Regions from separate parts of the Homo sapiens genome. Here all the other regions are linked to region 1. Evidence: chromatin loops called from intact Hi-C (ENCODE). Cell type or tissue: Caco-2. All regions are shown on one strand. Region 1 overlaps CNTNAP2 (contactin associated protein 2). Region 2 overlaps CNTNAP2 (contactin associated protein 2). Region 3 overlaps CNTNAP2 (contactin associated protein 2).

The links. A loop is a pair of places that touch in the nucleus more often than their neighbours do. Peaks named below come from ENCODE experiments on the same cell type or tissue, not always from the same donor. Only the 100,000 strongest peaks of a DNase experiment are listed, where the experiment ranks them.
Region 2: a loop joins it to region 1, with 6 times the contacts of the local background. A loop is called at or near these places in 3 of 110 quality-filtered maps.
Region 3: it touches region 1 in a loop (5-fold over the local background); 2 of 110 quality-filtered maps call a loop at or near these places.

The regions. Positions count from the first base shown.
Region 1 is chr7:148,334,628-148,342,627 of GRCh38, forward strand. All of the region lies in intron 21 of CNTNAP2 (contactin associated protein 2), which reads left to right. Among named protein-coding and RNA genes, the nearest start is that of C7orf33, 250 kb to the right of the region's middle. RefSeq lists enhancers at 419-1,324, 4,596-5,126, 5,746-6,351. In Caco-2, no CTCF peak of the experiment used is centred here; a DNase peak (open chromatin) is centred at 4,814; H3K4me3 peaks cover 2,080 bases.
Region 2 is chr7:148,283,258-148,291,257 of GRCh38, forward strand. The region is part of intron 21 of CNTNAP2 (contactin associated protein 2); the gene reads left to right. Among named protein-coding and RNA genes, the nearest start is that of C7orf33, 300 kb to the right of the region's middle. RefSeq lists an enhancer at 7,270-7,824. In Caco-2, a CTCF peak has its summit at 3,073 (motif pointing right); a DNase peak (open chromatin) is centred at 3,104.
Region 3 is chr7:148,260,843-148,268,842 of GRCh38, forward strand. CNTNAP2 (contactin associated protein 2) reads left to right here. Exons shown (of 24, transcript NM_014141.6): 21 at 6,191-6,284. Among named protein-coding and RNA genes, the nearest start is that of C7orf33, 330 kb to the right of the region's middle. RefSeq lists a silencer at 1,955-2,249. In Caco-2, CTCF peaks have their summits at 2,078 (motif pointing left) and 4,324; DNase peaks (open chromatin) are centred at 2,069 and 4,308; H3K4me3 peaks cover 219 bases.

The sequences.
Region 1 (8,000 bases):
GCTTTAGTTGTGACCGCAGAAAGCACCCTGCCCCAGCATGGAGCACCAGGGCCTGCACACCTTTGCCAGGCCCCAGAAGCACTGCCACTGCCATGATACCCAAGAAGAGAGAGATTAGCAAGTGCTTTGTACCAGAGGGGAGGGCTGCCCATGCAAAGGCCTGCCTGGGGGAACTCCAGCAATCATTGGGGGAGACTTTGGGAGAGTGGAGAGAAGGGGCCTCCTGAAAAGACACAGCCAGGGGAAACCTACTTTCATGATATCAAGACTCTAATTTTAGAGGGCAGTGTTTGCAGATCCTACCAATGACTCTTTGTCCTTGAGTCTGTGTTTGAGGTGGAACCACTCAAAGACGGGGAAGATGAGGCACCTGGAGCCAGGCGCCTGGTCTTTGTGTCTGCACTTAGCCAAATTCCCTCTCAGCTGTATTGTGTCTGGAGGAAATAGAAGCATGACTAAGCTGATTTGTATTCTGCCAACCAAGGGAAAATATAATTAACACGGCAGCAAGACTCAGCAAACCCCATGGGAAAGTCCAAGAAGGAAAGAGCTCCCGTGGCTCAAGATGATGTCAGAGGCAAAGAGAGGCCAACCCACTCTAATCCCACAGCAGGTCTCCTCTCTAATACCTCAACTCATAAAGGGAAAAGACAATGAAATCCAGGCCTGCCATGCCTTTGAAAAGAACACACAGCCTCTAGGAGTGATTGCAGGGATTGAGCAGACTGTGATGGGGGTTTTCTCATGATGGGAGTCTCCTGCTGTTGCTGAGTGCTGCCAATCACTGCCCACACCTCCAGCAGGGAGGTGACTTCCTCAGGCTCTGCTACTCCACATCAACTGATTAACGCAGCTGTGATAGCACACCTAGCAGAGACAAGAGACTCCCAGACACTAGGCAGGAGTGAGACCAACTGCTGTATCAGATATACACCTAGCTTATAATTACGTGTCAAGAGAAGGAAGATTAGGCAGACATCAGTAACCGCAAGAACTGAAATGTGATGGCTGGTATCCATCTTCAGCCTGCTCCCCAGCTAATCATCCCCTAAAAGAAATGCGGGAGAAAGCTGCCTCCTAATACATTTCATTGGCCCTTCATCTCCGTCTGCTGACTCACATTTGAATTTAGAGACAATTTGCTAAACTTTCTAGATTTTTATTTACTTAACATTGCCTTAGCCTTTTTGATATATTCAACTATAGTATTCTCCAGGTTTAAATATTGTACGTTTTTTTTCACAACTTTAACAAATTAGTGCTCAGTTCTCCTGGCTTGAAATTCCCATATCTTTCATGAAGCTGTTGAAACTAAAAGGCTTAGGAGGAAGGTCACCCACCTCCCTCATTCTCCTTCCCTTCTTGCCCAGAGGAATTTATGTCTGTCTTCCTGCCCCAATATCTACATATCCAGCCATGACTACATTGTTTGGTTTAAGTAACTGCCTCTCATTACAGAACTAGATTCATTTATTCATTCATTCTACAAAAACTTGAAGAACATTTATGCTGGATTTGAATCCAGTGTCAGAATTGTCTTTGATTGGTTCTATCTTATTTCATAGATTTGGGGTTTGAATTTAATAGCTAAGCATATAAATATAATTTTATGCAAGATAGCACCTTAATTCTAGTCCTTATTTAATACAAATAGTGATATAATGAAATGATATAGTTTTATCTAGTTTCATCTAGAGAAATATGGAAGGAAAAATACAAATAGTTAAAAAAAGGAGGAAGGCTGAAAATATATAGCAGTTGATATGCTTCTCAGAGTCATCTTTTACTAATCAGTAGCAGTGGTGATGGTCTTTTAAAAAAAAAAAGTTTCGGTTGCTTTTAAAAAGAGATTTCCAGTGGGAAGCCTGTGAGTACTGACTGGCTCCTGTCTAACCTACACTTCCTGTTTGGTTGATGAAAAAGAAAAAAAAAAAAGCCAAAACTAAAAGGTACATTCCAGAACAAGTAGTCATTTTAACAACTGGCGGAGCCAAGAAAATGCGATCTAGTTTCCCTCTGTCCCCCAGTCTAGAGCCATTATTAAATAATTTAATGCCATAGAACTTATATCAAAAATAGACACATTCCTTAGGAAACATTTGAAACTTACTGGTTTTGACCTTAAAATGTAATCATTCATGAAGAGATCAATCTTTCATATGTTTTCAAATATGAAACACTCAAGTCCATTGTCAGAATCCCAATAGTGTGGAAAGAAACCTACCAGGGCAGGCTTATCTCTGCTCATTCTTTGCTAAAATATCCATTGCATTTGCTAACTGTGAAACGATGGGTAGGTTACTTCACTTCTCTGAGCATTGAAGATGCCCTGTCTACAAAGGATAACAGTCTCTCTCCCAGGGGTAGCTGTAATTGTGAAATTAGGCAACATATATAGGAAGGTGCCTAATGGAGTGGCAATCATTTATTCATTCATTCCCGAAATATTTATCGATTGGCCACAATGCCCAGGCACAGAGCAAGGTGCTAGTGATATCAACACGGGGGACACTTCACATTTCCCCCCATTCCTCCCTAACGGTGCAGCAGACACCCCACTAAAGCTGAGGAGGCCCCTGCTGCTCCCCCTCCCTCTCTGCTCCCTGAGTCTGTGAGAGGCATCGCTCCAGCCTCCCAAGAAAGCCCTCCCCCTGCACATCCAAGCAGCTCCCTCTTATCCTGATGCCCTGACCCGCCTGCCCACAAGGAGCCTCCTCCCTGAGCCGGGAGGACTTTCCTTCTCTCCTATGACAAGCCCTGGCCCTAGGCAGCTGAAAACAATCACCCAGGAAGCTCCTTCACCGTCAGATTCCCTGACAGCCCTGGATCTAGCGAGAATCAGGTGATTTCGATGTGAAACGAGGTTTGGGAACCACTGCTTTCAGTCACATTCTTTTTGTTTGATCTTCTCAGAATCAGCAGGCATTTCCCTCTGCTACTTTGTCCAAGATCCAACCCTTCTCATCTGCGTCTTGCCAGTCTCTCCACTTTAGAGCTTTGTTACCAGCTACTTCTAACCTCTTGCACAGAAATCTCTACTCACCACTGTGGAGAGTGAAAAAGGAATGGGTTTTTATGTATTTCTAGCCAGCTCTTGGCCCTGCGCCATGCAGAGTATATGCTGTACATTGGACTTTCGGGACACTTCTCTGTTAAATTCTAAGCCTTATGTCTGTGGTGTCTCCACAGTGAGTAAGCTCTTAATCACATTCCCTATTGTACCTTCTTAGATGAAAGAGCAATGGGTCAGGGGGACTTTTTAAATGTCCTTAAACTTGATTAGTTTAATCTTTATTATGGCTACAGAATGTTTCTTAAATTTACATACGATAAAATCCACTATTTTATATTAAGTAGAGTTATGAGTTTTGACAAACAAATATATTCAGGTAGCCACCACCATAATCAACACACAAAGCAATCCATTACCCCCAGATTTCCCTTACATCCTTTGTTGTCCCCCTCATCCTGTACTTCCAGCCCCTGAGAGCCACTTATCTGATTTCTGTCCCGACAGTTTGCCTTTTCCACAATGTCATGTTATATAAATGGAGACATACAATATGCTGATGTGAGCATTTAGAAAGATCATGTATTTAAACAATTATTAGAGTAAGGGCTGGCTATGGTGACTTAATTTTTTGGTTTCTGACACCTATAATCTGATTTGAAGTGTGTCATTCTGTGCATCATGATCCTTTTTGCAGAACCTGTGTCTATTAGAAAATCCAGATGAAGCAGGCTCTTCCTGTTGTCCTTCATTTGGAAAAGACAGAAGAACAGAGCGCTTTACGAAAGTCAAGTTACAGCTTCCTAATTTTCTCTCCCATGGACAAACTCTTCCCTCCCCCCACCCCGACCTAGCCTCTTACCCACTATCCTTTGCAAATTCCTATCTCTTATATTGCCCAGTAATTGGGGCGTGGGGGGGTGAGGGGGGGGTGAGTTACTGCTGATGAACCAGGAGGCAGAGCAAGGTTTATTTTGCTAAAGGCTTCAGCTGCTACTGCCTGGACCTCAATAAGCATTTTCTGCTCTTTCCTATCACTACTGTCTTCCCTTTCTTTGAGAAGCAACATAAAGATAAAAAGAAAAATACTTGATTTTGTAGCATGCCAGAATATTAAGATGCTCCTGAAAAGTGTGGGATTTAAGGCTTCTCAAAAAAGAGCAGAGGAGGGAGTGAGAGAAGAAGACGGAGAAGGAGGAGAAGGGGAAGAGAAAGGGGAGGTGGAAGAAGAAAAAACCACCATCAGAAACTGAGTATTACACAGGACGTAACCTGTGCTCTGAGAGTGAAGGAGGCCACACAGCAGTAGAACCCCGACAGGAAAATCAGAAAACATTATATTTTTTCCCAGATCCCAGAGTATCAGATGTTCCATTCAGAAATAATCCCTATTGACCCAGTCTCTGTGTCTCTCTCTCTGCCAATAGCATCAAGCACAGTAACCCTTTCCATGCTAATCCCGTTATTAATGCCATCCACAACAAGCGTAGTGTAAGTAAGACACGAAGTGTAAAAAAACTTTCTTCCCCGCAGTCCGGGCTCTCAGAGCCCTCCTTGTAGGTCAACAGTATCAAAGGTGCTTAACGCAGATACACCAGGAGGCTCAAAGCCCAAACATCGAAAAAAAAAAAAAGACCCACTCTTGTGCTGTGTGTATTGCCCACGGGTGGGAGGATGCAAGTACAATTACGTTTTTTAAAACTCCAGTCCAGATATTGGCTTTTCCTTGGATACTTTTGTGTGGCTCTCCCAGTACAGTCAGATCCGCCGCCGCAGCCTAGCGCTCCACCCCGGGTTTTGCGTCCTCCCCTCACCTGCCTTTCAGTGGTGCGGGGTTTGATCCCGAGAGCGGTGGACTCAAAGCTGCCCGCCGGGACTCGGGCTGCCGGCCGACAAAGGACGGTCCTCGGGGGTTCTGAAGTCTGACCCGGCCAGTGGGAAAGCCACCTGCATCACAAAGCGAGGGGCACACCTGAACCGGGGCTGGCGGGAAGAGGCAAGTATTGCGCGCGGGCTGGCTCCCACATGGAGCTGCCTCCCGGTGCAAGTGTTGCAAGGGTGCGCTGCTCCAGCCCGGGGAGCGCGGGAGGCGGCGGAGAGAGCGTCCGGGTGATGAGCGGGGCACTGTAACTGGATTTTAACACCTCTGCAAGCAGCGCTTTTGGTCAAAAAATTTCCGATTCTTGATCTTCTCTCTGCAAGGTCGGGGGTTCTTTGGGGAGTAAATCACAGCGTTTGGGTTTGCATTCGAAGCACTACCAAGTCTACTCCACAGGGTCACTGCACGGGGAGCAAGTAAAGGAAAACGAGGAGAATCTGAGAGTGCTCCTTCGTGCAGTGTGTGTGTGTGTGTGTGTGTGTGTGTGTGTGTGTAGGCAAAGCTGAGATTTACATGGTGTGAACTGTTAAATGTTAACAGTTAAATCCCACACTTTTCAGGAGCATCTTAATATTCTGGCATGCTATAAAATTTTTGAGACTTGTTTAAAGAAGGGGACTTCCTTTTTAATTTAGAACAAATTAGTAGTTGTTATAACATTATAGATACTAATCAGTAACAATACTAGTAGGTAATGCTTTCTGTAAGTAGACACACCCCAAAAGTATCTGAAAAGTATCACCAAAACGGAGCGTGCTTTCACACTCCTGCAAAACAAATTAGCCCTTAAACAGAATAATTAACATCCCGAGGGAAGATAAAGCATATAGGTTCCTTGAATCATTACGTTACATTTAAAGTCGGTCCTGTTCAGTTTGCCTTTGTCCCTAAGGAGTAAAAATAGCATCAAATTGCTTGTTTGGTTTTCCCCTTTTGAAACTCAGCATAGTGTTTGGTTATCCATGAAGGTGGCTTTAATATTTCACCCTCATATTTGGCAGACAGTTCTGGACTTGCTCCTCTCCCCGTAGGGACTGAGTCCCACTGGCAGTGTGTGGAGAATAGAATTGATTCTCGCTTTTTCTTTGCATAATACCTAATCATCACCATTAGCACTTCAGACGTTCACAGCTTTCTGAATAGGTGTCATTTCTTCCACATACCCTATTGATTTGCATCATTAACAATTGAAAGGAAGCTCTTCTTTTGATTAAGAAGCCAAACAATTAGGAAAGCGTGGATTCTTTCATAGTATTTATTGAGAGGCGTCTCCACCTGATCTAGGCTGTGTTTAATGGGATGAGAGAGACTAAGAGAGAACAGAAAGTGTAATTACCGCCTCTCCAGGCCCGTCTTTACTTTTTCCAGAAACAGAGAATTATGAAATTATTTGTAATGTTACAAGGACCCTTGGAGCTCTTCTAGTGCAAGTCAAGTTTATTTCACAAACGGGAGGTCTAGACAGCCTTTGTTTCTTCTGAACGGGTCTGCAAGGCCAAGATCTGGATTCTGACCCACAGCGACTGCTGATCCAGGAATTCCATGCACATATGCTATGCACTTAGCGCTGATTGTGAAGAAACACCAAGGTGGCCCGTCAAGACCTGAACTACCACAGGTCTAACTTGGGAAAGCCTCATTCCTCACGTTCTTTCCGCTTCTACTGTAATGGTACTGTGCCTCTTGCCAGCCCACACTTATTCATTTGAAATGTGCACTTTGGAAGTTCACTGCATTTAATCGATTCAGAGGATTTCTTTTTTTTTTAATTTTTTTTTTAATCAGTAGCTGAGCTATACTACCTAGTTCTAATCCGTAATAGTGTGTTAAAAGACTGTTTTCTGTGTAGTTGCTGGCTGTTATTTAAATCCCAAGGCTGCTGAAAGTTGGTAATAGAACCAATAATAGCAACCATTACTCAAAAGTCTATTGCTTACTATTAACTATAATAATTAACTATTAAGTATTGATATTGTCCCCATCAATTTTTAGGCGTTACCTAACATTATCCCCATTTTACAGATCAGAAAACGGAGGCTTCAGAAAGGTGAAGTTACTAGCCCAATGTCACTCACCTTCTAAGGTGGGGAGCAGAAGCCAGGTTGGTCTGACCCCTAAGCTCATGGTCTTTCTATACTACCTTAGTAGTATAGAAATGTTCTAACTTTCACATTCCCGGATGTCTGAGCTCAAGACAAATTTTAAATAAATTAGCGTGGCTTTGATGTTCTCTCACTAGTGAAAGGGTCTATAACACTTTAGGCAAAATGCATTGAAATTATGTTAAACCTTCATACACTGCCAATAAGCAATGACTTCCCAGAAACCATACTCCACATTTGACCCAGTCTCTAATTTAGTGAGAAGGTGAGATGCATGGAAAGAAGGCAAAGGAGAGTGACTAGTGACCCCCAGAAAAGGGAATCTCTTCCCGAGGTTTGTGTTGTGCCCTGTGGAGCTGAGAGGAGAGTAGGGAATTGATGGAGCAGAGGCTTAGCCAACGCATCTGAAAGAGAAGAGTGTTTTATGTCTTTAATTTCTTCTTGTCAGAATCAACCAAGCCCAGAGCTATTTACGTGTTGAGAAGGGTCTCCCATGGAGAGGCCTTCCCAGTGGCCCTTCTACTCTCTGCTGCGGTGGTTTATCATGTCTTCAAAACAGACTCGCCACCAGGCTTCCAACAGGATAATACAAATGTGAAATTTTTGTCCTCAATAAAGAGTCAGAAATGATGACCATTCTGCCACTTTCATCATTTTAAAATCTGTATTCCTGAAAACTGGCCTCGAATTTATTTCTGTATAGTCCAAGGTATTGATTTGAAAGTGAGAGGCTAGCATGAAAGCCAACACTTCTCAACTTTAAAAAAAAATGCCTTAATATTTAGTATTTTCTCATTCTAATGTATCCTGTAAGTGTTCTTTCTGTACTTCTTGTTAAGGCATGGCTGTGTAAACTTCAGAGGGTTTTGGGAACAGCCTCCATTGTCATCCACTTTTCATTCTAAAATCTTGGTATATCTGTGCATACATGCACAAGGCCTCCCATGATTGCACTGCTTTTACGAATAATCATAGTCAAAATTCATTTTTTAATACTGCTAGCTCAATT
Region 2 (8,000 bases), 51 kb before region 1:
AGAAAGAAAGAAAGAAAGAAAGAAAGAAAGAAAGAAAGAAAGAAAGAAAGGAAGGAAGGAAGGAAAGAAAGAAAGAATTCTTATTATTATAACATTCCAAAGTATTCCAGAAGGCATGGAAAATTTTTGAATTTCTTATTTATATACAGTTGATCATTATTATTATACATTTCATATTTACAAATTCACCTACTCTCTAAAATTTATTTAGAACCTCAAAAGTAGTATTCTTGGTGCTTTTGTGGTTATTTGCAGACATGTGCTGTGCAGCAAACAATTTGTCATCAATGTGTACATTCTCATTTGAAGTCAAACAAGGTGATGCCCTTGCCTTCTAGTTTCAGCTCTTATACCATAAACAAGTATCATTTTTGTAGTCTATTCAGTGCCATTTTTTTTGCATTCTTGTGTTTTTATTGGTGATTTTACTGTATAAAATGGCCCCTAAGTGGAGTGCTGAAATGCTATCTATTGCTCCTAAGCACAAGACGCTGCGATCTGTCCTGTGGAGAAAATACATCTGTTAGATGAGCTGTCTTTAGGCATGACTGATTGTGCTGGCAGCCATGAGCTCAATGTTAATAAATCAACAACATTTATTTCAAAACTGAATATTAAATAAGATACACACATAAAGCAAGGTAATGTATTGGTTGGTTGATAAAATGTTATGACCAGATGCTTGCAGGAACCTAACCCTGTATTTACTTTAGGAACAATGTTTTAGTATTCACTAATTGAGTGTTAGCAGCAACTGTATGAAACATAGCTACTGCAAATAGTGACAATTGACTGAATTATTTTTAACCTGCATCACATGAATATGATGATACATTATGTTTTTATATTATTTTGCAGTTTAAACAGCTCTTCCACAGCTATTATCACACATGATGTTCATGGAGCGTTACAGTTTGGCTGTGTCCCCACCCAAATCTCATCTTGAATTGTAGCTCCCATAATTCCCACTTGTTGTGGGAGGGACCCGATGGGAGATAATTGAATCATGGGGGGGTTTCCCCCATACTGTTCTCATGGTAGTGAAGAAGTCTCATGAGATCTGATGGTTTTATAAGGGGTTTCCCTTTCAGTTGGCTCTCATTCTCTCTTGCCTGCTGCCATGTAAGATGTGCCTTTCACCTTCTGCCATGATTATGAGGCCTCCCCAGCCATGTGGAACTGTGAGTCCATTAAACCTCTTTTTCTCTGTAAATTACCCAGTCTCAGGTACGTCTTTATCAGCAAAGTGAAAACAGACTAATACATGGAGGTAAGAGGAGAGTGGTTACTGCTCAGCACACTAGATTAACAAGTCCAACTAAGGCTACCCAGGTAGAGCCTGGTCTTCTCCTTCTGGTTTGTGAAATCTCATGGTGCTTCCTATAGCATAAAGACTGGCTGTCACTCAACACCACTGCATCTTAAGGTCCGTGGAAGGGGAACATAACATGTTTCGAAGAAAAAGGTCTGGGCTACAAAGACCCTTTATGTAATCTTGCTAACGACCTGGAATTTAAACTTTGGAGAGCTTGAAGGTTAACAAATTGGAATAAAAAGAAATCAAGTCACTCCTTGTTTGAATGCTCTGAAGAACAAAACAGAAAAACACAATGAAATGGTAACAGAAGAAGCAGATTTGGCCCAATAAGTCTATGCTTTGAATGTTCCTCCGGCACTAACATGGCCACATTTGGGAAGACTGGCATCCCCACAGACTTTTCTGTAGCACTTTGAAGGAAGAATAGAGCAGTTGTAGAAAAACAAATGTTTGCATGAAAGAATTATTCACCTCTTAAAAATCTATAGGGTGTGAATAATCCTGCTATAAAAAGCATTAAATGTTTATAACAGATATTTAATGGGACTGTTATGTTTTTTGGCAGCAAGCATGGCTAGATTTTGAATGTCACAGCTCTGTGCTCTGGTGATAAGACAGACTCTGTGGTCTAAGTAAGAATTATTTTCCTGCTTTTAAATGTAGCTGTTAAAAAACAATAAAGTGTATTTATCTAAGGAAGATAATCTTCTAAAAGAAGTGTTTAATAATTTTTAATTCACAATTTATACTACTTCTCCAAGGTAAATTCATTTTCCAACTGTTACTCCATCTTTATTGACTGGGAGGAATTAGCATTCAAAATACAAACTCAGAGGTTAAAGCAAAGCCATACACAGAAGTGAGCCTTATTCCATTGTCTTTTATCACGGGTGCCAGATTTATTTAACAGACTGTCTTTCAGTCTCACTTACAGTAACTAGACAGGTACTATGGAGGACAGTGTATGTTGAATGCCTTCCAAGTGTGAAACACCTGCCTGGCACTACATTATCACTAATTCTAACCTTGCAAGTAAGTGCCTACTTAAATCTGCACTTGACATGTGAGGAAAGAGGCTCTGAAGTTTTAAAGTGACATGTGCCAAGTCATATAGCTAGTAAGTGGTAGAACCATGATTCCAGGGTGGGTCTTTCTGTGCTTGTTGGTTTATTTACTGTCTGTGTTTGTTTTATGAAAGAGAAAAGACCCTGAGAGATAGGCATAGTACAGGTGACCCTTGAACAACAGGAGAATTAGGGGTGCTGACCCCCTATGCAGTCAAAATTTTGCATACAACTTTTGGCTTTTCAGAAACTTACTGCCAATAGCTTACTGTTGACCAGAAGCCTTACTGATAACATGAACAGTTGATAAAGACATATTTTGTATATGTATTATATACTGTATTCTTATAATAAATTAAGCTAGAGAAAAGAAAACATTATTAGGAAAATCATAGGAAAGATAAAATACATTTATTATTCCTTAAATGGAAGTGGAACATCATAAAGGTCTTCATCCTCATCTTCTTCACATTGAGTAGGCTGAGGAGGAGGAAGAGGGGTTAGTCTTACTGTCTCAGGGTTGGCAGAGGCAGGAGAAAATCTACATATAAGTAGACTCATGCAGTTTAAAACCATATTGTTCAAGGGTCAACTGTGTATTTATTTGATGCTTCAGAAAGGGGACCATGTCAATTCCTGATAAGGTTCTCTCCTCTTTCCTTTTCCTCCATCTCTCTGTGTCGATCCTAGTGCTCTCATCGGCTTTTAACCAGTAGAGGTCTCCAAACTGTCTTGTGGCAGCCTGGGCTCCCTATACACAGAAAGACCTGGCTTCAAAATTCTGGTTAATATGGGAAGTGCATTAGGAAGTAGAAAGGAAAGAAAAGTCAAACAATAAGGAAAGGATTAATATAAATCATAAATTAATTTTGTGGGCCTAATTACTATTTTTTAAAACACTGTAAGTTTTAGTAGATTTTCTTACTCTAAGTTATAGAAGTCAAACCCTAAAACACGTTAAAAAAAATCTTTTTGTTATTTCTTAACTATTACGGTTATTTTATCAAAATTAATTAATATCAAATTAATGATAATACAAAGGAAGTCACATTATTAATTAAACAAAGTGACTTAGCCTTGCAAATAAAACACTATCGTGTGGATTAATAGTTTGAAGGTTTAACTTTACAGCCTTTTCAATTGACTGTAATTTAGAGCATTTTTAGGTTCACAGAAAAATGGAGCAAAAAGTACAGAGAGTTTCCATATACTCCCTCACCCCTCCCCACGTTATACATAGTTTCTCTTCTTATTAACATCTTTCTACGTCATGTTTTTGGTGTTACATACTTGCCACACATAGTACCCTAATAATCTCTTGGGCCGTACATTCTCTGGGTTTGGACAAATGTGTAATGACACAGATCCACCATTACAGTATCATAGAGAGTGGTTCCCCTGCCCTAAAAGTCCTCTGTCTCCACCTGTTCATCCCTCCCTCCCCTCTGCTCCTTGCCCGGTCCCCAGGCAACTACTGATCTTTTTCCTGCCTCTATAGCTTTGCCTTTTCCAGAATGTCATATAATTGGAATCATACAATATGTACCCTTTTCAGATTAGCTTCTTTCACTTTGTAAAATACATCTAAGTTTCCTTCAGGTCATGGCTTGATAGATCATTTCTTTTGATTGATAAATAATATTTCAGCCTTATTTTTGTAAGGAAAAAATCAAATCAAGAAACTAAAGTTTGAACAGCCACTATAGAAAAAAAGGCAAAAGTCAATAAACAAAAACAATTGTTCAGCTTCGCTCATAATTGTATACACCTCCCAGCTCTTGGACTAGGTAACATCAGTGGCCAGCAAGATGCCACCGATTGAGTGATTGTTTTTATTTCATGCCATGTGACCCATTGGCCCTCCTTTTCCTGACACATTTATAATCATCTTAATCCCAAAGCAACTGTTTTTAACAAATATGCATATATCCTCTGATTTTCTGTTGCTATAACAGAATACCCAAGAGTGGGTAATTTATAAAGAAAATGACTTTATTTCATTCATGCTTCTGGAGGCTGGGAAGTCCAAGGTCCAGGGGCCACTTCTGGTGAGGACTTTCTTGCTGTGTCATGGCATGGTGGAGGGCATCACATGGTGAGAAGGCAAGACCAGGTCAACTCAGGTCTCTCTTCCTCTTTCTTTCTTTCTTTTTTTCTTTTTTTTTTTTTGAATTGGAGTTTCACTCTTGTTGCCCAGGCTGGAGTGCAATGGCATGATGTTGGCTCACTGCAACCTCCACCTCCCGGGTTCAATTGATTCTCCTACTTCAGCCTCCGGAGTAGCTGGGATTACAGGCACGTGCCACCACGCCCAGCTAATTTTTGTATTTTTACTAGAGATGGGGTTTCACCATGTTGGCCAGGATGGTCTCAATCTCTTGACTTCGTGATCGGCCCGCCTTGGCCCCCCAAAGTGCGGGGATTACAGGCGTGAGCCACCGCGCCCAACCTTTTTTTTTTTCTTTTCTTTTTTTTTTTTAAAGACAGTCTCACACTGTCGCCCGGGCTGGAGTGCAATGGCACAATCTTGGCTCACTGCAAGCTCCGCCTCCCAGCTTCAAGTGATTCTCCTGCCTCAGCCTCCCAAGTAGCTGGGATTACAGGCGCCCACCACCATGCCCAGCTACTTTTTTGTATTTTTAGTAGAGGCGGGGTTTCACTATGTTGGCCAAGCTGGTCTCAAACTCCTGACTTCGTGATCTGCCCGCCTCATCCTCCCAAAGTGCTGGGATTAAAGGCATGAGCCACCGCGCCCCGCCTCTCTTCCTCTTTCTTTAAAGCCACCAGCCCCATCATAGGGACCCACCGCGATGACCTTATCTAATTCTAATTACCTCCCAAAGGCCCCACCTCCAAATACCATCAACATATGAATTTAGAGATTAAGTGTCCAACACATGAAATTTGGGGGACACATTCAAACCATAGCATCTTCTTTAAGATAATGTAAAACTATTAAATTAAATAATAGAGTAGAAATCACACTAATAATTTGTGGGTCTATTCAGATTATATATTACCTAATAATTTTTACCTATTTTTTGAAAATTGTTCCAATCATTCCCCCTGCTTCCTTTTCAAAAGAGTCAAACATAGCCAGTTAATTTAAGGTATCTGCAAAACCTTTCCACCAAGACTTTTATGGTACAGAGAAGTGACTCATAAGCCACAATTCAATTAAATTTAGCAAATATTTCTTGGACAACAACTACATGCTTGAGGTTGGCATGGGGACCTGTTTTTAAACCTCCTGTTCATTCTACTTTGACTTTTTAATTACAACAGATTAAAATATCTTATTCAGCAAAAAAAAAAAAAAAAAAAAAAAAAGAGAGAAAAACCCACTTTGTATATTGAATTTTTGAATACACAAGAGAAGTGCAACTCAGGGTGGTGGGATTCCTACCTAGCAGGCCTGTCTCCCTTTGATTACCCCAATATTCCAAAGGTGCAGGTTTTGTGCACCAGGCACTCTAATAGGACCCTATCAGCTCAGCGCTCTCAGAAATTTCAGTTGTCTCCCAGCCCCTAGAAAGTCACAATAGCTCCAGGGTTGTGCTTAACGGGCCATAGTGGGAGGATTTGGAAAGGAGAAGGTGAATCTTTTCTGTGAAAAGCAGGTGGAGGAAACTGAAGAGTGGGGAGAAGAGAGGTGGATGCTGACCTGAATTGTGTTTTCAGGAGCAGGAAGAGTGTGCTCTCTGCTTAAGAGATGACCTGAATGGCAAGACTACATGTCACTCGGATGGTACACAGATACTGTCTTGATGGGAGTTTTCGGAACAGATTTGTCCTCCCAGGGTGAAATAGCAGAGAGATTTGAGGCAGCCCTCAACTAGAGTATGACCAATAAACACCAACTTACTTGGTTTTTTTCATTCCTTTTTCCCTGTGTCCAAGAAGCAAAATGATAATGTAAATGAATACACACACACTCACACTCACACACACACACACACACACCCCATGTTGGGGAGGCGGGTAAAGGAACAGAATTGCTCTCAGCAAACACTGGTGGCATCAAAATAGCCAATCATGCTGATGGCTGCCACACAGCTCATGGAAGCCTTCCACAGGCCAGCTCTCTTGCTGTTGGCTGGCTGGACTTCCCAGCTCAGTCCCTCACCTCTTTACAGGACAAGGCACACCAGAAACCAAGGCTGTTGGGGGAGGCAGCAACAGAGACCAGACGTTCCCTCTGCACACACATGATGTCATCAATAGAAACTCTGCTGATGATGAACCCACTTTCACACAAACCTTTTAAAGCCTGAGTTATTTTTTGCAATGACAAAAATAACAAACCACATTTTTTTAAATAGCTTCCTTAATAATAATGGAAATTCAGGTGACATTAATGAAAATTGTAGCACATGTTCAAATCAGAATCTATGTTCAGTGTTATATGCAGAATATAAAGGGATTTCTTTTCTCAATTGATAGAAAAGGGAAGTCATATTTAAGTAGTCACGGTATCCTAGATTTTTAATATAGCAACATAATTGAATAATATTTTGATGTATCTGGTTTTAGTATTTAAGGTGATAAAATATTAAATTTAAGCTTAAAATTAAAAATAGAGGAAAAAGAAAAACAAATTGAACTGAAGTGAAAATGTTTCTTGTTTTTTAAAAAATCATTGTACATAACAGTTTTCACCTTCACTTTTAGAAATCAAAGCACAACCCTCTATCACATGGTAAAGAGAGTCAGCCATACGGAAAACCAAGCTGATTGTTCTATTCCTGTGCAAATTCTAACCCTAAAATATTTCTCTATAATGCTTTAAGAAAGAAAGTAAATCTGGAAAACATTTTTTATCATTTTGAAAGCTGCCTTTGTTTTGATTCTCATTGTGAAGGTCAAGGATAGGAGAATTTCCAGAGATGGGAATTTATCTTCACTTTATGCTATCATTTCAGAATGAATAGTGATCAGGTTCTAAATAATGCATTCCACAGGTGTGAGCAACCACCCTATCACTTTCTATCTTCATGTGGCTGGTGCCTACAACACTAAATTTCTGCGGCAGATTCATTAAGGTAGTTGTTCATTCCCTGTCGTAATTAGACCTCCCATTTCAGCCTTTTATGTCAAATCCATCACTCACCCTGGCACTCAGGCTCACCTCTTTACAAAGCCCTTCCCTGGTGCTATTCTGGCTCTAAACACAGGTGATAAATGTGTCAGCATGGGGCACATTCCTGTCCCTGAGGACCATCAATCGTTAAGTACAGAGAGCTTTTTCCAGCAGCCTTCTAAGATTTATACCCATGAGGATATTATTTTTGTGGCTGCATGAAGGAGAATTATTACTTGAAATGGGTTTTGTGAAAGGATGGTTTTGGTGTTGCTTTGGCACCATTTTAAGCTTCTTTTCACAAAATTGACCGGCGCAAGTCAGAATTTATACTTCTATGAATGTAGATCTTCACCATCTGATGGTGCTGAGTCCTACAGAGAAGAGGATTTGAGACTTTCCAGTTTTTAGAGATCTCTACGATGTGCAAGAATCTAGATATTCAGAGGCCGTACTGACTTCAATCACATGGTAAATTAGTATATGAGAGTTCGCAGTAATAAAAGAAGTATGTAAGTGATCAGCATGTGTTTTAGTC
Region 3 (8,000 bases), 74 kb before region 1:
TGTGAGGGCCTTCACAGGACACCAAGATCCAAAAGCAGCCAGGCCTAAGTGCTTATGCAACAGGGTGAACAAAAAGTAGTAATTTTGAAAAAGTAACTAACTATATGGAGATACTAAAGACAAGGGTTATTTTAACAAGAGCTTTTTAACTGTCAAAACACTTTTTGTTTGTACCGATTTCCCTCGGCCTCAACTCCCCGCCTCTGGAGAGAAGAATGTTCTTTTCTTCCTGGTAGAGAGAAGCCATCTTCCATATGAAAGTTTCATCTCCTGCTTTCAGGAAGAAAAGGGGAGGTCAGAGTGTCCTTTGTGCATCTGTTGTTTTTCTTTTTTTCTTTGAGATGGAGTCTCACTCTCACCCAGGCTGGAGTGCAGTGGCACCATCTCGGCTCACTGCAACCTCTGCCTCCCGGGTTCAAGCGAGTCTCCTGCTTCAGCCTCTCAAGTAGCTGGGACCACAGGCGTGCACCACCATGCCCGGCTAATTTTTGTCTTTTAGTAGAGATGGGGTTTCACCATGTTGGCCAGGCTGGTCTCGAACTCCTGACCACAGGTGATCCGCCCACTTTGCCCCCCAAAGTGCTGGGATTATAGGCGTGAGCCACCACGCCCAACGCATCTGTTGTTTTTCAAGTGCCTTTAGCTCAAAATTGTCCCCATCTCAAGCCAGCATATCTGGAGGTGGCGTGTTCTGAAGCCCTTCAGGACCTTGCTGGAGAAGGTGTGTCTGCCTGGCAGAGAGCAGAGACCCCTGCTTAGCCAAGCTGGAGCTGGTCCGGAATTGCTGGGGGAGCGACAGGCTGGCTGCCCTCTGGAGTGCAGGTGGGGGAGCAGGCAATAGCAATGGCGGTGGGGGTGAGAGTGAGGGGCTACCAGGGCGGTTCAGACACACGTCCAGAGGTCTGTGGGCAGGTTGCCATGGCTGAGACGCTAGGGTCACAGAGGGTTCTCTTAAAAGGCCTGCGACTCAGACAGGCTTCACCTCATGTCCTCGCACTCTGGGCAGAGCCTCTGCTATCCCCCTCCTCGAGCCTGTGCTGGAAATTGCAGTAAGCCCCTTCCTCTTGCAGTGTCCCTCCAGAGCACGCTACTGAGAAAGCTTGACATTGTGCTCACCTTAAAAGCAAAATCTTTAAGGAATTCCATTGTTTATCATAGAGCTTATATTGAAGGGTGCATTGGGAGCCAGGAAGCAACGAGTTGATTGATAATTGACGCAAAGGGACCCATATACCTTAGAGAATGACGGGGTGGCTCTAAGAGTCAGGAAGGGCTTATTTTAGGAATCAGGCTTATGGTGGGGAGGGTTCAAGGAAGCAGGTGTCTCTAATCAACTGGGTGCTCTCAGAAAAGCAGGGCTAATTCAGTTATTGGGCCTCTTAATGCATTTCATCTGGGAGGCAGGAAGAATGGAGAACACTAACGTTGTTATTGAAGAAATTGCCGGGAGAAAGAGATGTTTTGGTTTTGGGTTGTACAAGGTCTGTTATTTTTTAATTTCTTGTATTAGTTTCCCAGTGTTGCTGTAACAAATTGCCACAAACTTAAGGACTTAAAACAACATGCATTTACTATCTCACAGTTCCAGAGGCCAGAAGTGCAAAGTCAGCGCAAACGGCTGAAGTCAATCAGAAAGGCTGGTGCCTTCCGCAGGCTCTGAGAGGAGAATCTGTTTCCTTGCCTTTCTCAGCTTCTAAGAGTCTCCTGCGTTCCTTGGGCCCTTCCTCACGTCACTCTAACTTCTGCTTCCGTTGTCACATCTTCTCTCCACTGCGACCCTCTTGCCTCCCTCCTATAAAGACCCTGGTGGGGACCTGAGACCCACCCAGGGAATCCAGGAGAATTCCCCTATTATCTTAATCACATCTGTAAAGCCCCTCTTGCCAAGGAAGGTGACGCGCTCTCAGGTCCTGAGAATTAGGATGTTATCTTTGGGAGGCATGATTCCGCCCACCATATCTCCATATTCAGACAAAATTGCAGAATGGTCTCGTGTCACATGGTCAGGTCCTGGAGAGCCCTGATCCGATGCTGCTGTTCTGAATTATGTTCGGCAGGGGGACAGCACCACCTGGTGGTAACACTCGGCAAAGCATCCGCCGTCAGCTGCAGAGCTGCTTTTCCTTTGGGGTCCTCTTGCTTTAACCCACCTTCCCCACAATCCCACTCATCCCTTCCGGCCACAGCCCGCCTTCTTAGACACAAGGCAGGCAGGAGTATGCGAGAGAGAAGACGTAAGGACGCCTTGCTCGTGGTAAGATCAGAGACTGATCGGAGAACGCTTTCCTCCTTCCCTCCTTTGAGAATTTCCTCAGGCACTGCAGCTTCACCTTTGTGAATGTTGAAGGCTTTCTGGATATCCTCGTCACTTCTCATATTTTCCTAACTGAGCAGGTAATTTGGATTAGAACTGTACAGCATGACCCATTTAGGTTCCTGTTCACTGTTTTGAAATTAATGACTTCATCAATGAGTTAAGGCTAGGAGTGTTCATTATGTTTTTTAGAAAAGTCAAAACCGAGCAGGATCACCGAGAAGCAAGATGACACAATCAACAATCAAAAACCTCTGAGTAGAGGCTATTACTGTGTTTCAAAACAAAATATATAAAAGTGGCCGGGTGCGGTGGCTCACGCCTGTAATCCCAGCACTTTGGGAGGCCGAGGTGGGCGGAACACAAGGTCAAGAGTTCGAGACCATCCTGGCCAACATAGTGAAACCCCGTCTCTACTAAAAATACAAAAATTAGCCGGGCGTGGTGGCGGGCGCCTGGAGTCCCAGCTACTAGGGAGGCTGAGGCAGGAGAATGGCGTGAACCCGGGAGGCGGAGCTTGCAGTGAACCGAGATGGTGCCTCTGCACTCCAGCCTGGGCGACAGAGCGAGACTCAGTCCCAAAAAAAAAAAAAAGAAAGAAAGAAAAGTTTATATAAATAAATGTAAAATTTAGCATTTTTGGTTAAAGCCATCAACCACGCAGACATAGGAAGGGAATACACTTATAGAGATCAACTAGGAATTTTATTTTACTGTAGCTCAGCAAAAATAATATAAAATGGCTGCCAAAAAGCCAAGGCCGTCTAGTCTGGATCTGCAGAAACAATTCAGGAAAAGGAAGGTACCTCCACTGTGTGGGTCATGCCAAACCTGAGGACGGATTTCCCTTCGGTGCTCGCGACTTTAAAAGTTGCATTAACAACTGTTAATGTCAATTATCAAGATCCCACCATGTATTGTATTGGGCTGTATTGGGCCTGAGGACACAGAAATGTAAAAACCTAAACATGGAAATTTAATCTTTAAAACTGTGTACTATGTATCCATAGAACGAAATACTAGTCATCCATGACAAATGATTTTTGTTGTATATTTATTGAGACAGAAGACATTCATAATATATCGTCAAGTTAAAAAATATACAAAACATAATATGTGTTAGTTGGGTTCCATCCCTTTTTACTTAAAAAGTTGAAAGAATATACATTAAAAGTTAACATTGACTATCAGCTGGCAGTTTTTTTCTGCAAATCTATATCATTTTTTCTATAACGAACGTATATTACTTGTATCCATTTTTAAAGCTAAGAAAATAGAATTTTGTTGTATTTTTATCGACACAGAGCGACATTCATAATATATCATCAAGTTAAAAAATATACAAAACAATGTGTTACTTGGGTTCCATCCCTTTTTTATTTAAAAAGTTGAAAGAAAATACATTAGAAATTAACATTTATTATTAGCAGGCAACTTTTTTTCCGGCAAATCTGTGTTTTTCTATAATGAACATATATTATTTGTATCCATTTTTAAAATTCTTTAAGAAAATAGAACTTTGTTACAAATTTAGTTTTTTGTTTTGTTTTTTTTGTTCTGAGATGGAATCTTGCTGTCACCAGGCTGGAGTGCAGTGGCGCGATCTCGGCTCACTGGAACCTCCACCTCCCAGGTTCAAGCCATTCCCATGCTACAATCTCCTGAGTAGCTGGGACTATAGGGGAGTGCCACCACACCCAGCTACTTTTTGTATTTTTAGTAGAGACAGGGTTTCATCATGTTGGCCAGGATGGTCTCGATCTCTTGATCTCATGATCCACCCACCTCGGCCTCCCAAAGTGTTGGGATTACAGGCGTAAGCCACTGCCCTGATCACAAATTTAGTTTTTAAATTGTAAGAAGTATGAGGTGGAGATTATCACCTCCTAAGGCATTGCCAGGTAGGCTATTGGTTAACAATGGCATTTTGCATTTAACCATTTAACAAAAGAGAGTAAGTAAACAGAAGTGCGGTGGCAGTTACCCATGGGTGTCATTAGATGGCAGCAAAGCAGCTAGCTAATATTTAAGAGCAGAAACTGAAGAGCTTTTGCTCCAAAGAAACATATATATGAGATTTTAAATATTTAAGATTATCTGAACGGAATAAGTGTTTTTGTTTGTTTGTTTGCTTCCAGACAGGGTCTCACTCTGTCACCTAGGCTGGAGCACAGTGGCATGACCACAGCTCACTGCAGGCTTGACCTCCTGGCCTCAAGCTATCCTCCCACCTCAGCCTCTCGAGTAGCTGTGACTACCGGTGCACACCACCACACCCAGCTACTTTTTAAAATTTTTATAGAGATAATGGTCTCACTATATTGCCCAGGCTGGTCTTGTACTCCTGGACTCGAGAGATCCACAAGCTTCAGCCTCCCAAAATGCTGGGATTACAGGCATGAGCCACCACACCTGGTTTGTTTTGTTAATGATGCATTTGACGTTATAGAAAACTTTTCAAAATGATAGCCAAGCATGCAAATGTTTACTTTAATAGTTTTTGGGGGTGGGGTGCTTTTGGATTTTTGTGGCAATACTACTCATGCACAAAAACCTACTGTACCAGTTCTGTGGGTCAAAAATCTAAAATGTTCTTGAGATGTGAGGACCCTTTGACTCTTAACCGTGACTGTGCAATGATCTCTAAGTTTCTAGGAAGCAGTTTCAAGATTCTGCTGCAGACAGTCATTAATAATGAATGACTATTCATCGTAGTATGATGTGGTGATGCCATTTGATCACTTGCCTGCCCTCTTTCTTCACTGCCACTCTCTCCTTCCTCCCAAGAGCACAGCTAGCTTCCAGCATCTTTGCTCATCTGAAGGACAGTTTTTTGCCTAATCAGGCCCAGTTTGAGCAAGGACTCTGGATCGTATCTGCTTCTGAGTCTGTGCTGCTGCCTTCAACAAGTTGCTGCTTGTTCTGTCTCCTTCCTCTACACAATTGACGTGGCCCCCATGGGAATGCCCATGTCGGAAAGCAATGCTGTGCTTTCTTATAACCCGCACCTCTCGTCATGCTGACCTTAGCACGTATTAAACTCACTTCAGAAAAATGAATGCTTACAAAAGAATGTTTTCCACCGGGGTGGGGGGCCCAAAAAAGGCCCAGAAAGCTCTAAGAGCTCACAGTTGGAGAAACACATCTAGACTGTATAGGTGGTAAAAAGACAGCTGAGAAGATAAGGCAGGAAAAGCCACACAGGGACACAAAGGGCAAGGCCAGTGATTCTGACACCACCATTGGCACTTTGTCCACGGGCAACAGGATCAGAAACGTGCGTCGCTTCCGTGGTTACTGTCTGTGCACCGTTCCCAACAGCTTCATTTCTCTCCCTCTGCTGCCAACTCGCCCAACCACCCCTGCCTGTGGCAGGAGAAATCATTCTCATTGGGATAACCGAGAAAACTACAACTGTTTACCCCACTTGACCCTCAGCATTTGAGTGTGTGTGTGTGTATGTGTGTGTGTGTGATCATGTCACAAAATAAAATGTTTCCGCAAAACTTCATTGCTGTAGATGTGGCATATTCCCTATCAGAGGCTGACACTGGAGATTGGATCAAGCAGATGTTACTCCATTAAAAAGAACATGGATCTTAATCCTGTAGGTAAATCATCCACAGAAAATGTACATCACCTGGAGAGCCGTTCATAAAGGATCTTCACTTACCATCCTCAGATTTTTTCAAAGAACCCCAGCAAAGGAAGACATGGGTTTCCATTTTCTCGGGGTGGTGTTTTAGAGTCAGTGCTGATGAAATAAGATATCAGAAAACCAGGGTTCAAAGAGTGATGTCATCCCCACAGGGAAGATTTGGTTCCACACAGGGTAGAGACGTGCTTCTAAAAGTGTCTCTTGTTTTCCTCCTGCAGCTCGATCATTATCCTTCTGTGAGTTACCATCTGCCAAGTTCATCCGACACCCTCTTCAATTCTCCCAAGTCGCTCTTTCTGGGAAAAGTTATAGGTAAGAATGTGGTTCGTTAGGTATAAATGCGTGCTACAAATACATTTGGGTAATGTGAGTTTGGATTTTAAAACTATCAGGTAAATTTCTCTTACTGGGGCCAGTCACGAATATCTTCTCTGTACAGGAAAGTTACGTGGTTGTTCTCGGTGTTGCACAAGCAAAGCGTCAACAAATTATCTTTGGGGGAAATTGCTCATGTAACTCATTCTAAAGCTAATTCGCCTTTGAAATACATTGTGATTAGGCTGGGCATGGTGGGTCACGCCTGTAATCCCAGCACTTTGGGAGGCTAAGGCTGGTGGATCACTTGAGGTCAGGAGTTCGAGACCAGCCTGGCCAACATGGCAAAACCCCGTCTCTACTAAAAATACAAAAATTAGCCATGCATGGTGGCAGGTGCCTGTAATCCCAGCTACTCGGGAGGCTGAGGCAGGAGAATTGCTTGAACCCCGGAGGTGGAGGTTGCAGTGAGCCAAGATCGTGCCACCACACTCCAGCCTGGGTGGCAGAGCGAGACTCTGTCTCAAAAAAAAAAAAAAAAAACAACCAAACAAACAAAAAACACATTGTGATTGGTAATGGGGGCTTCTAAGTCAGCGATGGTAATGGAACAAACGTTGTTTGGTGCGTGGCATAAACTACAACCCAAGCGAAGGCAAATCTGCTCCAGGCTTCTCTATGTAGAATTTGGTCTATTACAGACCTCTACCTACTAGCAATATGTAATTTAACGTTTCCTTTGTCAAAGCATATCAACATGATTCTATCTTCCTCTCACTCGTAAGAAAGCACCTTGATATTATTTGCAGATAAGAAGGCCAATAAGGAATTTGACAGTGTGACAGAACACCCTTCCCCATGTGCGACTGTGAATTCCAGAGTCTCCTTGTCCCTCTCTTCACCAGAGGAGATTAGCACTGTGCAAAGCTAAAAAATGTACCATGAGCCACAGATATGTGAAGATTACACCCTAAATTTTTAAAATATCGATATGATTGGTGAAGTATTTTAAAATATTTAATGTGAAGCCAATGAATTTTGTTCATATGAGGCTGTGTACTGTGAACTGCAATGAAAACAGTAAGATGGTGGTGATGTACAGGTGGGAGGGAGGTCACTCGGCGGCCAGTGTGTAGAAGTGATCAGAATAGCATTAATGGTAAAAATGCTCACTTAAAAACATGCGGCAGGGGTCACAAAATGAGGAGTGAGTAGGAGACTGAACCTATAATAAAAATAATAGACTGGGCGTGGCGGCTCATGTCTGTAATCCCAGCACTTTGGGAGGCTGAGGCAGGCAGATCACGAGGTCAGGAGATCAAGACCATCCTGGCTAACACGGTGAAACCCCGTCTCTACAAAAAAATTTAAAAAAATTAGACGGGCGTGGTGGTGGGCGTCTGTAGTCCCAGCTACTTGGGAGGCTGAGGCAGGAGAATGGCGTGAACCCGGGAGGCGGAGCTTACAGTGAGCCGAGATCACGCCACTGCACCCCAGCCTGGGCGACAGAGGGAGACTCTGTCTTAATAATAATAATAATAATAATAATGTGCACTTATGTAAGATTTACTGTAGGCCAGGCTCCAGTTTAAGCACTTGACAGATATTAGCCCATTCAATCTTCGTCACAATTGTATGAGGTAGTTAAGATTATGATCTCCACTTTTTAGATGAGAAAACTGAACCATGAAGAGATTAAATAACCGGGCCACC